Linked DNA regions of Homo sapiens: region 1 is linked to region 2. A link is a loop called in an ENCODE intact Hi-C map of the cell type or tissue named here. Cell type or tissue: PC-9. All regions are shown on one strand. Each heading gives the region's core, and the rest is flanking DNA. Links, peaks and the distances in the headings are about the cores only.

What was found. Hi-C counts contacts between places; a loop is a spot of excess contacts. Peaks named below come from ENCODE experiments on the same cell type or tissue, not always from the same donor. Only the 100,000 strongest peaks of a DNase experiment are listed, where the experiment ranks them.
Region 1: it touches region 2 in a loop (5-fold over the local background); 89 of 110 quality-filtered maps call a loop at or near these places.

What each region holds. Positions count from the first base shown.
Region 1 is chr11:111,561,406-111,567,834 of GRCh38, reverse strand. It overlaps LAYN (layilin), which reads right to left. Exons shown (of 7, transcript NM_178834.5): 7 at 6,090-6,429. Among named protein-coding and RNA genes, the nearest start is that of LAYN, 24 kb to the right of the region's middle. RefSeq lists an enhancer at 2,370-2,873 and a silencer at 5,537-5,831. In PC-9, for the core only: CTCF peaks have their summits at 2,308 and 2,509 (motif pointing left); a DNase peak (open chromatin) is centred at 2,504.
Region 2 is chr11:111,837,151-111,844,465 of GRCh38, reverse strand. It overlaps ALG9 (ALG9 alpha-1,2-mannosyltransferase), which reads left to right. Exons shown (of 15, transcript NM_024740.2): 10 at 3,657-3,811; 11 at 6,067-6,217; 12 at 6,851-6,998. Among named protein-coding and RNA genes, the nearest start is that of ALG9, 31 kb to the left of the region's middle. RefSeq lists an enhancer at 4,963-5,464. In PC-9, for the core only: CTCF peaks have their summits at 2,610 and 2,811 (motif pointing right); DNase peaks (open chromatin) are centred at 2,925 and 4,135; H3K27ac peaks cover 3,531 bases.

The DNA of each region.
Region 1 (6,429 bases), core at 144-4,143, 280 kb after region 2:
AATTTGTGGCATCAACTTGGGTGTGGGACTTTTGGGGCAACCCTGGCAGGCAATACAATTGTCCGTGAGTATCTGCAGGATATTGGTTCCAGGGCCAGTGGATACCAAAATCCACAGATGCTCACGTCCTTGTTATAAAATGGTGTAATATTTGCATACAACCACATCTTGCTGTATATTTTATTTTATTTATTTATTTTTCGAGATAAGGTGTTGCTCTGTCACCCAGTCTGGAGTGCGGTGGTGCAATCGTAGCTCTCTGCAGTCTCGACCTCCCGGGCTCAACTGATCCTCCCACCTCAGCCTCTCTAGTAGCTGGGACCACAGGTGTGCACCACAACTCCTGGCTATTTTTTTTTTTTCTTGTAGAGATGGTGTCTCTCTGTGTTGCCCAGGCTGGTCTGGAACTCCTGGGCCCAAGCAATCCTCCTGCTTTGGCCTCCCAAAGTGCTAGGATTACAGGCTGAGCCACTACATGCAGTATACTTTAAATCGTCTCTAGATTACTTAAAATACCTAATACGATGTAAATGCTGCATAAACAATTGTTATACTGTATTGCTTAGGGAATAATGACAAGAAAAAAAAAGCCTGTACTGTACATATGCTCAGTACAAATGTAACCATCTAGGCCGAACTCCAGTAACAACATAACATTTTCTGGGTTTTTTTTCCAAATATTTCCTCTCTTTTTTAAAAATTTTTTTCTTTTTCTTAGCATTCATTTTGCTTTGTATTTTCTGAATATTTTCCATCCATGGTTGGTTGAATCCTTGGATGCAGAACCTGAGAATGAGAAGGGCAACTGTATTCCCTCCTGTTTTCTCTATCATACGTGCAATAGAACCAGCTCCAAATCCCCCTAACTGTGGACAGCACCCAGCCTACCCAGCAAGGTTGAGTCTCTTTTTGAGCCTGAGGAAGGGAAGATTTGGGATGAATTGTCTGCCAAATGTGGTAACTTTCAGAGCTGCCTATTCCAGCTAATTTATTCGACACTCTTATTCATTGCCTTGGAGGCTGGGGGTGTGGTGATGAAATAGTGAGGAGGTGTGTGGCATGCGGTAGGGGGTTAGGGGCAGTTCCTCAGCCTTAATCCTACCTAGCCAATCTCAGTCTTTAGTAAAACTAGCTGTTAGGGATTCCAGATCCCACCAAAGAAAAAGAAACAAACTACCACCAACCTGCTCTGCCCACTTTCTATTCCAAGCTTCTATACGTTCAAAAGAAAGTGGCTGAAATGTATGCACTGAGATGAGATGAAGGGGTTTTAAAGGTTATGACATCCAACCTGTTTTCCACCAGCAGGTGGAATAAGAGCCCTCTGGCAATAAGAGCCGGCACCTATATCACTTCCGTGTAGCACATTGATCAGCGAAAACTCGCACCTGGGGGCTTGGAATCCTTCCTTCTCCCAAGGGCTCACATGGTCTCTCCGTGAGCCCCTGGAGGGGTGAAGGTCTTACAGTGTTTGTTGTAAGCAGGCATCCTCCTGCGTGTCATGGAAATCCCCCTCCCTGTGACTCTCATGTCTGCCCTGGTTTTGCCCTCTGTCACTCCACAGAATGCCATGATTTTGTGGGGGAGGGCAGGATATATAAACCCATGATAGCTGGAAAGTGAGCTATAATTTACAGTAAAAACAGTATTGTTGTCTCAGTACAATTAGATTAAAAGAGTACAGGACTAATACTAGCTAGTATTTAATGAGGGCTTATCTGTTCTATTAGTTTGCTTGGGCTGCCATAACAAAGTACCACAAACTGGGTGGCTTAAACAACAGAAATGGTTTCTCATCATTCTAGAGGGTACGAGTCCAAGATCAAGATGTCAGCAGGGTTGGTTCCTTCTGAGGACGGTAAGAGAAATCTGTTTCGCACCTCTTGCCTAGTTTCTGGTGGTTTGCCAACAATCTTTGGCATTCTTTGGCTTGTAGAAGCATCACCATGATCTTTGCCTTCGTCTTCACATGGCGCTCTCCCTGTATGCATTTCTGTGTCCAAATTGCCTTTTTTTTTTGAGGACACCAGTCATTGGAACAGGGTTCCATGCTAATGACTTCATCTTAACTAAGTATATCCGAAATGACCCTATTTCCAAAAAAGGTCACATTTTTGAGGGATTTGGGGTTAGGAGTTCAATACTTTTTCTGAGGGGGGTGGTGGTGATGGATGAAATTCAACCCACAAAATGCATCAAGCACCTTATGCATATTTTGTGATTTTTATTATAGCAGCATTTCCAGGTAGGTAATGTTATCTTCATTTTAGAGATGAGGAAACCGAGGTTAAATAATGTAGTTTGTTCAAGATTGCACAGCCAGTAAGTAGCAGTAATAGGACTTAGAAACTCAACAACCTGATTCCAGAACCCAGGATTTTCACCTGCATTGTATTTTCTTATTTCTCCATATATCTTTACCTCCCTTTCTCTTTGCAGTTGCTTGCCAGAAATTGGTCATTATAATTAGGTAAAATTTCTATGCCAGCCTAATACTGCCACCTGGTGGTGAAAACAAAGCAGCCTCGAACTTCCTGGCAAAGTTGCATCAGGCAAAAATGCTGACAGGCCTTTTCCCTAATACACCAATGCTGTCAAGCAATGGTGAATTCTGCTTGATCCTACATATATATATTTTATTTATTTTTTTCAATTTTTTTTTAAGATGGAGTCTCGCTGTGTCCCCCAGGCTGGAGTGTAGTGGCACGATCTTGGCTCACTGCAACCTCCGGCTCCCTGGTTCAAGCAATTCTCCTGCCTCAGCCTCCCAAGTAGCTGAGACTACAGGCATGAGCCACTATGCCCGGCTGATTTTTGTATTTTTGGTAGAGATGGGGTTTCACCATGTTGGACAGGCTGGTCTCGAACTCCTAACCTCAGGTGATCTGCCCACCTTGGAATCCCAAAGTGCTGGAATTACAGGCGTGAGCCAGCAATTCTCATAAGGAGCACACAACCTAGATCCCTCGCATGCGCAGTTCACAATAGGGTTCGCACTCCTATGAGAATCTAATGTTGCCACTGATCTCACAGGAGGCGGAGCTCAGGCAGTATTGCTTGCTCACTGCCTGCTATGCAGCCCGGTTCCTAACAGGCCAGGGATGGGTCCCAGTCATTGGCCTGGTGGCTGGGGACCCTTGTCATACATGGTATTATTTTGTGTGTGTGTGTGTGTGTGTGTGTGTGTGTGTGTGTGTGTGTGTGTGTGTGTGTGTGTTTTGAGACGGAGTCATGCTCTGTCACCAGGCTGGAGTACAGTGGTGTGATCTCGGCTCACTGCAACCTCTGCCTCCCAGGTTCAAGCGATTCTCCTGCCTCAGCCTCCCCAGTAGCTGGGACTACAGGTGCGTGCCACCATGCCCAGCTAATTTTTGTATCTTTAGTAGAGATGGAGTTTCACCACGTTGGCCAGGATGGTCTCGATCTCCTGACCTCGTGATCTGTCTGCCTTGGCCTCCCAAAGTGCTGGGATTACAGCCACTGCCTCCAGCCTATACATGGTATTATTCTGTTTTAAAAACCAGTTTCTCCTGGTGCCCCGGCTCTAAAGACTCATTCTAGTCACTATTTCTTTCTGCTGTTCAAATTCAAGATTCAAGAATAACTTAAGATTCTTTAGCCATTAGTTACCATTTACTGTTCTTTGGAAGAAAGAAGGAAGGGGCTGTACAGAATAATTGGCTTTGTTGCTTCTCCATCTCTGGGCTTGCAGTTTCCTAGACCTTATTTGACACTTCTGTCTTCAGTTTGCTATCCACCATTAGGTGTGTCTTACTACAAGCTCAGAAGTAATGTGGGCATAACATGCTTAACAAATTAGAAAAAGAATCATATTGAATAATTTTAGAACTGGAAGTCACCTTAGATCACACAACCTATTTGCGTTCTCACAGGGGAGGGATGGGAAACTGTGGAGGAAAGGAATCTCCGGATTCACTTCTGTGGGGTGGCTCACATGGCTCCCTGTAGCCTGCAAGGAAATGACAAAGGTGGGGTTTGGGGTCCTGGGCCTGAGCCTGGGGCTTGGGTACTGATTGACAGCTTTACTAATGATTTATTTTTATCTTGGATCAGAGGCTTTTAGATGCTCTCAACTCCAACATCATGGCAAACCCCTGTGTGCTGAGCTTAGATGGAAGGTGTGCTGCAAGTAATATGTTACCAACCATTCCAGTACCTGTGTTTGCAGATGCTGTTCCTTAAAGAATTTCAAACTAAGAAAAGTTGCAAATACAGGAGGTGGAGGCTGCAGTGAGCCAAGATCGCATGACCCTGCACTCCAGCCTAGGGAACAGAGCGAGACTCCGTCTCAAAAAACAAACAAACAAACAAACAAACAGGAATGCTTGTCGAGTAAAGAGACCAAAGTGGTTGTCTGATACATACATTTTATCTGTCATGTGTGTCACAGTGGAAAAAAAGGTTGGGAAATACGGTTTTAAATGGTTGTCTTCGTCCATTTCCTATTGCTTGTAACAGAATACCTAAAACTGGGTAATTTATAAAGAAACAAAATGTATTTCTTATAGTTCTGGAGGCCGAGAAGTCCAAGGTTGAGGGGCTGCATGTGGGAGCGTCTTTTTGCTGGTGGAGACTCTCTATAGAGTCCTGAGGCAGCGCAGGGCGTAACACGGTGAGGGGCCTGAGGGTGCTAGCTCAGGTCTCTGTTCCTCTTCTTATAAAGCCACAAGTCCTACTCCTGTGAAAACCCATTAATCCATGAGGGCAAAGCCCTCATGACCCAATCATCTCTTAAAGACCCCACCTGTCAATACTGCCACATTGGGGAATAAGTTTCTACATGAGGTTTTTTTTGTCTTTTTTTCTTGGTTGGTTTGTTTTTGAAACAGGATGTCACTTGTCACTCCGGCTGGAGTGCAGTGGCATGATCAGAGCTCACTGCAACCTTGACCTCTGGGCTCAAGTAATCCTTTCACCTCAGCTCCTGCATAGCTGGGACTATAGGCATGCACTACCACACCCAGCTAATTTTCTTATTTTTTGTAGAGACGGGGTCTCGTTATGTTGCCCAGCCTGGTCTTGAACTCCCGGGCTCAAGCAATCCTCCTGCCTCAGCCTCCCAAAGTGCTGGGATTACAGGCATGAGCCAACATGCCTGGCCAACCTGAGTTTTGAAGGGGGCAAACATTCAAATCATAGCAATTATGAAACAAACTTACTAAATTTCCATATGATACTAGCTTAATGAATAAGCTCAAGCTCAACGGGAACATAGCAAACCCTTAACATTTAGCAAATATTTGTTACATAAGTGAAGTGCAATTATTAGAGATAGAAATGGAGTTGGGTAAACTCAGGCTAGTAAACCTGAGGAGGAAAAAGAAAGTGAATAATTAAAATGCAGGGTAAGACTGGCTGTGTACAAACACAGAAGAGATCTCTAGGTCCCAGAAGAGACAACACATTAATGAAAAAAGGGAAGGGAAGATGCTGAGGGTCTGTTCTGATTACAACCTTACTCCCTTTATAGATTAACAGTGGGTCCTCAGTTCAAGCATGAGTGACATAAAGTAAGTTGTTAGCACAATTCACCAGCATCTGTTTACTTGTTACTATGCTTCCTTCTTGGGAGGCATTCCAATTACAATGACTCAGTTACCTCCTCCACCTAGGGGGACTGTGAAAAACAAACTTTTAAGCTGAAATATTCAAACTATTTGACATCAGTCTGAAAAGATGCATTGTTCATCCATTCAATAGACATTGATTGCCTACCCTGCAAGGTGCTGCCATGGGTTGCAGGACCCATGATGCTGACCGGCAGATAGGATTCCTACTAGCGAAGCTTGCAGTGTAATAAGGGCCAGAGTTGTGGGGCACAGTGCAGGATACAGGGCAGATGATAGAGCGAGGCTGTCTGAAGCAAGAATGGAACCTTGGGCATTTTAGAGCAGTGAATCAGTCCTTCAGGACCATGTGCTCAGTTTTTGCTTGAAATGTAACCACAAAACACACTTCCCAAAACAGGGAGTTTTGTTTCCTAGTATATTCAGTTCTGCAGTAGGGCAGATAATTTGGCAGGGATTCCAATCCACTACATTCGATACTGCTTTGACCCAGACTAGTTAACTCTAGAGGTTGGGGCTCCATATGTGAAGCAAAGTTGCTGAGCTATTAAAAAATAAGACATATGAGGAAAGGTTAAAATATGAGATTATGAAGCTGATTGAGGGAAATTGCTGGTGATTTAAATAATGGCTTTCAGACCTCCAATGTGTATATGATTGATGCTGGGCTGAGAAACTTTTCTCTGAATTTGAGGCCAAACACAATTGAAACAATGAGGTCTGTCAACAAAAGGTAGAACTGTCATCATTATTAGTCATGTTATGTTGATGCTGCAGTAACAAACATGCAAACAGAACAACGTGTAGTATCAGGGATGGGAGTACATAAGCCTAGAAGCTG
Region 2 (7,315 bases), core at 807-4,806:
AGTCTGTGTTTGTTGATCCATTGAACCCTTGTGAAGATTTGGTGAATTGTGGCAAATTAAATTGACAGGAGGAAGAGCTTTATTATTGCTTTAAGTGAGGAAGTCAATATAATTTACACAATCACCCAGGGAAGTAAAAATATTTATAAAATCTCAGAAGGAGGCCGGGCGCGGTGGCTGACATCTGTAATCCCAGCACTTTGGGAGGCCGAGGCGGGTGGATCACCTGAGGTCAGGAATTAAAACCAGCCTGGCCAACGTGGTGAAACCCCATCTCTACTAAAAATACAAAAATTAGCCAGACATGGTGGTGGATGCCTGTAATCCCACTTACTAGGGAGGCTGAGGCAGGAGAATCGTTTGAACCCAGGAGGCAGAGGTTGTAGTGAGCCAAGACCCTGCGCCGCTGCACTCCAGCTGAGCGACAAGAGCAAAACTCCATCTCAAAAAAAATCTCAGAAGAGAACAAGCCTATTTGAGTTTTCTATCTTTTAAAGAAGTGTATATTAACCTGATAGGTTGCTTAAGGTAATCCACGAGATAGTACTTCAAACGAAAGTATAAAATCTGAACCATACAGGGATTTCCCCAAATTTGATAGTGAAGTAAGGGAAGCTTTGGACTTCCTCAGAAGCATGATGCTTTTCTTTGTTCCTTTTTGTTTCTGTGTCTGCCTTATTGGAGAAAGTTTGGTTTGTCGTTTGCTTTGCTTGCTCTGATTCTGTAGTGCACAGCTGGTGTTTTCTCAAGTTGTCGTGGCTCTGGATATCTAGTGCCTCTCATTTCTTTTATGGAAGACAGATTTGAACAGAAATTCATATGAGGTTTGGAAAAAGATTTAATTTCAGACTTTGCAGTCTGATTTGGATGCCATATGATCAGTTCCCCCATCCCACCTCCATTCTGCTTTTCTACTATTAATGGTTTATAATGAGTTCGTTGTATTATAAGAATATTAGAGCAGCCTTCAGAGTCACTTTTCTTTGGTGTTAGGACTTTTGTTTCAACGTAGCCATAATGCCATTATCCTAATAAAATTATCAGTAATTTCTTAATATCATCTAATACCCATTGATTTCCTAGATTGTCTGAAAAATAGCCTTTTATAGTTAGTTTAAAGCAGAATCTCAACAAGGGTCACGTACTGAATTTAGTGTTATATTTCTTAAGCTTTTTAAGAAGACCCCCATCTTACTTTTTTTCTTTCGAAGATTTCTTTAAAGAAACCAGGCCATCATCTTGCATAATGTCCCACATTTTAGACTCAGCTGTTTGCTCCCTTGAGGTGTTAACTTATTCCTCTATCCCTTCTATTTCTTAAGGATCACTTTTTCTTTTTTTGAAAATAGCTATTTTTCTGACTATAAAAATAATTTATGATAGCTGGGAGCAGTGGCACGTGCATATAGTTCCAGCTGCCCGGGAGGCTACGGTGGGAGGATTGCTTGAGCCCAGGAGTTCGAGACCACTCTGGGCAACATAGTGAGACCTGTGTCTCTGTTTTTAAAAACAACAATAATAATTATTTATGCTTGTGGAAAATTTGGAAATGCTTGTAACGTCAGTAAAAAAACAGGATATTAAGCTGTTCTCTACAGTATGATAAAATTTTAAGTATAAAATATTGGTTTAAAATGCATAATGTATGCACATATCTACCTAGTAAGAAAACATTTTCTGTTTTTTTCTTTATATTTTTATGTGATTTTAGAATAGAACCAATACTTTTTTAAGAGAAAAAAGACCAGGCACAGTGGCTCATGCCTATAATCCCAGTATTTTGGGAGCACGAGGTGGGAGGATTGCTTGAACCCAGGAGTTCAAGACCAGCCTGGGTGAGATAGCAAGACCCTGTCACTACGAAAAAAATTAAAAAATTAACCGGGCATGGCGATGCACACCTGTAGTCCCAGCTACTTGGGAGGCTGAGGTGGGAGGATTGCTTAAGCCTAGGAGGTCAAGGCTACAGTGAGCCATGGTTGTGCCACTATGCTCCAGCCTGGGTGACAGAGCGAGACCCTGTCTCAAGAGAAAAAAAAAGTCCCCCAAACCATAGAAAATTATTAAGAAGCAGGAAAGAAATTACTCTTGATTTCATCATATCTAGCTGTGGTTGTGATTTTGTATATTTTATGGAGGACATTTCAAAATTTTTTGCCTTATTAAAAAAAGATTACTCGTTAGCCTTTAAGGTACAGAAGAGAAAAGGACTGTTTACTTGTGGACAATAAGTGGATTTATTTTCTTCTAATTAAAAAACCCCACCTTAGGCCAGGCACAGTGGCTCACGCCTGTAATCCCAGCACTTTGAGAGGCCGAGGCGGGTGGATCACCTGAGGTCAGAAGTTCAAGACCAGCATGACCAACACTGTGAAACCCCATCTCCACTAAAAATACAACAGTTAGCCTGGTGTGTTGATGCATGCCTGTAATCCCAGCTACTAAGGAGGCTGAGGCAGGAGAATCATTCGAACCTGGGAGGTAGAGGTTGCAGTGAGCCGAGATTGTGCCACTGCACTTCAGCTTGGGTGACAGAGAGAGACTCCGTCTCAGAAAACAAAAAACAAAAAACCTCCCCCTTAAAATATACTACCTAGAAAGGTATATATTCTAAATTATTATCTAAAATCCCATAATGTCTTAGAGCAAAAGTTGAAACAAAATCTTGTTATTGTAGTTCAAGAATTTTTATCCTTAAAGAATTTCTACAGTGAAAGTGATAGCCTAGGAATGCTAAATTAGGCATAGCTAAAGTGGATCTTGACGATAATCCTGATCTTGTAAACTGGCTTACTGTTAACATGGTGGACACCAGGGGGCGCTGTCTATCTACCATTTGCCCGCATTTGCGTTGCTCATTATCACTCCTGTAAACGCAGTAGGAGATGCCTTCACTGTGGGTTGCAGGCTTATCTCTCATTTCTCATGTACCTAACCACGGGAACTTTCCAGCAGGTTCTTGGGTTTTAGTGTTCATTACATTCCTTTAATTCTTTCACATGCTTTAAGTACATTTTTGTTCCAATTTGGGGATCCGGAGTGGATGAGTATTGCAAAATGGAGAGAAAACAATCACTGAACTTCCTTTAAGAGCATTTTTATGTTTGCCTTGAAACAAACTCCGTCATTTGTGGCTTGATGAAAACCAGTAATGAATTTGAGAATCCAACAATTTTGTTTTCCTTTGATCCATGGCTATTTGAACAGACTGATTGGTGTATAGATAAGAGACACCAATTAAACAGAACATTGGAATTAAAACCCCAGAAATGAATTTATGTTATGCTTTTGGTTAAACTCAGGAACTTTTCGTCTTAGTGGCAGGACTCATTAAAGGAGACGGCTTATTTTTCCTTCATCTAACGTAGAATTTATTAAGTTCTATTAGCCATTAACTTGACATTTATATGTGTCCTAACCAAATCTAGTATTGTGCTTGTTGTTAGAGTTTAGATCTCTTGGGAGAGCTAAGGAGTATATTCTTCTCTCCTTTTGATGCCTTTATGGCATTGGAGAAAGTGTGAATACAAGAGTAGAAACATTCTATGGAGTGTCCTAGGGCATACTCCTAAATTTGAGATCAAGATAACACTAAAACTAAATATGTTGTTTTGTTCTAATATAATGAAAGATGGGTATTTTTCTGTGTCTTGCAGTTCAGAATTTAGGCCACCCGTATTGGCTTACCTTGGCTCCAATGTATATTTGGTTTATAATTTTCTTCATCCAGCCTCACAAAGAGGAGAGATTTCTTTTCCCTGTGTATCCACTTATATGTCTCTGTGGCGCTGTGGCTCTCTCTGCACTTCAGGTGAGTTTCAGGGAGAAGTGTATCTGCCTCATTCTTTTTTACTTATTAAATAATTGCTCACAAACTTAAGTGCAAATTACAGAATGCTTCCACCTAAGATATTTTATCCATAACATTAAACCTGATATAGATCATATTATTAAACCTTCTTATATTGATTGCTTAGCTGTTTACCATACTTGTATTTGCTGATTACATGTTTGCAGTGTTAATTTGTGTGTTACTTTGCCTCTGTTACCAACAGGAATCCAATTGCAGAATTCCATTCTGTGGCAGAAGTAATGGAATGTCTGCTCTTTGAACTGCTAGATCATAACAAAACTTGCTCAAGAGTTTGGGATCACAGCAGGCAGTTCACAGTATGGGGCACTTTGTAATCCTGGTTGAAAACCTGCCCAGGTCAATTCTCTGGCAGAGCTCATCTTAACTCTGTTTGAATATCTCTGTACTTACGGCTTCAGTAGCCTCAGAACCCTGTATTGCCCTCTGCTACCATTTGCAGTTGGCAGAAAAAAAATAATTAGGATGATAGGTTTTTTTCTTAACAGGTTTTTTGAGATATAATTCACAAACCATACAGTTTACCTATTTAAAGGGTATGATTCAGTGGTTTTTAGTCTATTCACAGATGTGTGCAGTTGTCACCACAGTCAGTTTTAGATCAAAAACCCTGTACCCTTTAGCTATTGTTCCCCCATTCCCTTTCTCATCTCTCACCAGCCCTAAGTAACCATTAATCTACTTTCTGTTCTTATAGATTTGCCTATTCTGAACATTTCCTATACATGGAAACATATGATATGTGGTCTTTTGTGACTGGCTTTTCTTAACATAATGTTTTCAAGGTTCATCAATATTAGGTGATAGTTTTAAAAAATAATTTTAATTATAAAAGTAATTGAACTTTATTGCAGATAATTTAGGAAGTAGTAAAAGAAAAATTAGTCACATTAACCTAACAAAAACTCCTCCCAGCATTTTTGTATATCATATACCAAGGTTTGTTATAGTTGTAATAATAAGTATACATGTAACTTTATATCCCCCCCCCCCTTTTTTTTTTTTTGAGACGGAATCTTGCTCTGTCGCCCAGGCTGGATGGAGTGCAGTGGCGCAATCTCGGCTCACTGCAAGCTCTGCCTCTCGGGTTCACACCATTCTCCTGCCTCAGTCCCCCGGGTAGCTGGGACTACAGGCGCCCGCCACCACGCCCGGCTAATTTTTGTATTTTTAGTAGAGACGGGGTTTTCACTGTGTTAGCCAGGATGGTCTCGATCTCATGACCTTGTGATCCTCCCGTCTCGGCCTCCCAAAGTGCTGGGATTACAGGCGTGAGCCACCGCACCCAGCCACTTTATATCCCTTTTAATTTAATATTGTAACATTCTCTGTGCTTATCATTTTAGTAGCTGTAGAATGTTCTGAGTTGGATATAATATATAGCATTATTATGTAATATGTAATATATTGACTTGACTTTATATAATGTAATTATTGGATATAATTCATGGTAGAATTTAGGTTGCTCATTTATTCAGTATTATGCTAGGATAAATATCTTCATTTAGATATTTAGATTGATTCCTCAGGATAGATTCCAAAAAATATGAAAAAGGTTCAAACAGATTTATGCCATTTGTTATATATTGGAAAATTGCTTTCTGTAAGTAGTTTCTGTCTAGAAGGGAAGGAAGGAAGGGAAGAAGTCTGAGTAGAAGGTACTCAAAGACAGCAGAATTCATGCATGTGTGTTTATATTATATTCATCTAGTTTGTAAAGTCATTCAGCATATAATTAAGAGCATGTTCCTAGTGTTCTATAAGGGGAATTCTTTTTTCTTATTTGGTCATGAGACCTTTTTTTGATACTAATAGCTTTGATAAAAACTTTGATAGTAAAGATTAGTACTCATTATATCAAAAACAAATTGGAATACTTTATATATCAAAACTACCAAAAAAGCATTGCTTAAATATTTAAAAAAAATAACTTATTAGGACTATAAATGCTAGCAAAATATTCAAATAATTTTCCTATGAAGCTAGTGAGATTTTATTGTTGGCAAGCCCTCTGCCTGGCCAAGACTACAGGTAGTCTTAGAGGAGTTGGCTTTTATCTTAGAGTTTGGAGTAGGTACCTCACTGTTGGCAAATGCTCAGATCCCTAATAGAACCTCTTTTTTGGCTTCGCTCTTGATGTTACTGTGATGTCTTGTAATTATGTATATTCTACAAATTATATTTTCTTTTATCAGCACAGTTTTCTGTACTTCCAGAAATGTTACCACTTTGTGTTTCAACGATATCGCCTGGAGCACTATACTGTGACATCGAATTGGCTGGCATTAGGAACTGTCTTCCTGTTTGGGCTCTTGTCATTTTCTCGCTCTGTGGCACTGTTCAGAGGTAGATCTTCTAAGAATATCTTAACCTACACTGACGAGTCACTTGCTCTTAGGTTTTACTTGATTCATGATTATATAATACATATTTGGCTTATACTAAGAAGCCATTTCTAAAAAGAGAACCTGTAGACTTAATATTAATGAGTGGCATATGACTTCTGTATCTTAGGATTGAAGAGAAGATTGAGAATTCCTTTTAGTGTGATTAACTGTACATTTTTTGTCTATTTTTGTTGTTTTTTTCTTTTAATGGATGCTGATAAATTAAGGAAGCCTTAAACTTAAAATGCAAATTTGGGCTAACATTTCATGATTATATTCTTTCTTATAATCATTGTTTGGATCCATAATATTAAAAATATGCTCAAGGAAAATGAAGGTAAAAAGAAGAAGGAGCATAGAGAGGGGCAAGAAAGCCAATTATTTTTTGCAGAATAGGGCCTCTGCTGTAACCGTGTTCCCAGCTAGAGAGACATTTTATACCTGCAGAGCAGGCTTCATGCTGGAATGGCTATGGCCCTTCCTGCCTTTTAAATTTCCTGTGGCTTACAGTGCGACATTAATGAGCAGTATAATTAAAGTGAGAATCTCATCTTACTCATCTCTGGCTCTCACTAACTGTTCTCCCTTCCAGGATATCACGGGCCCCTTGATTTGTATCCAGAATTTTACCGAATTGCTACAGACCCAACCATCCACACTGTCCCAGAAGGCAGACCTGTGAATGTCTGTGTGGGAAAAGAGTGGTATCGATTTCCCAGCAGCTTCCTTCTTCCTGACAAGTAAGTTGTCCTTTAATTCCTAGGGTTTTAAATGAAGGAGTAAATAGAGCAGTTCTATATCAGTGTCTTCTAATTTTTGTTTTCTTTTGGAGTTTTCACAGAGAGTTATTGAATTATCTACCACGTCGGAGAGCTGTGGGGCCTGTGTACTGTGTACCTGCCTCCTGTGTTCATTAGGCTTATTAGGCTGAGGGCTGGGTCTAGGTAGACATTCTGCACTGCCCATAACTGCAGGTGTCTGGGGACTTCTGAAAATGCCCTGGGTCCTAGGCTTTTGCCAGTGGCTCTTCGTGGGGATTCATATTTACATTTCTATA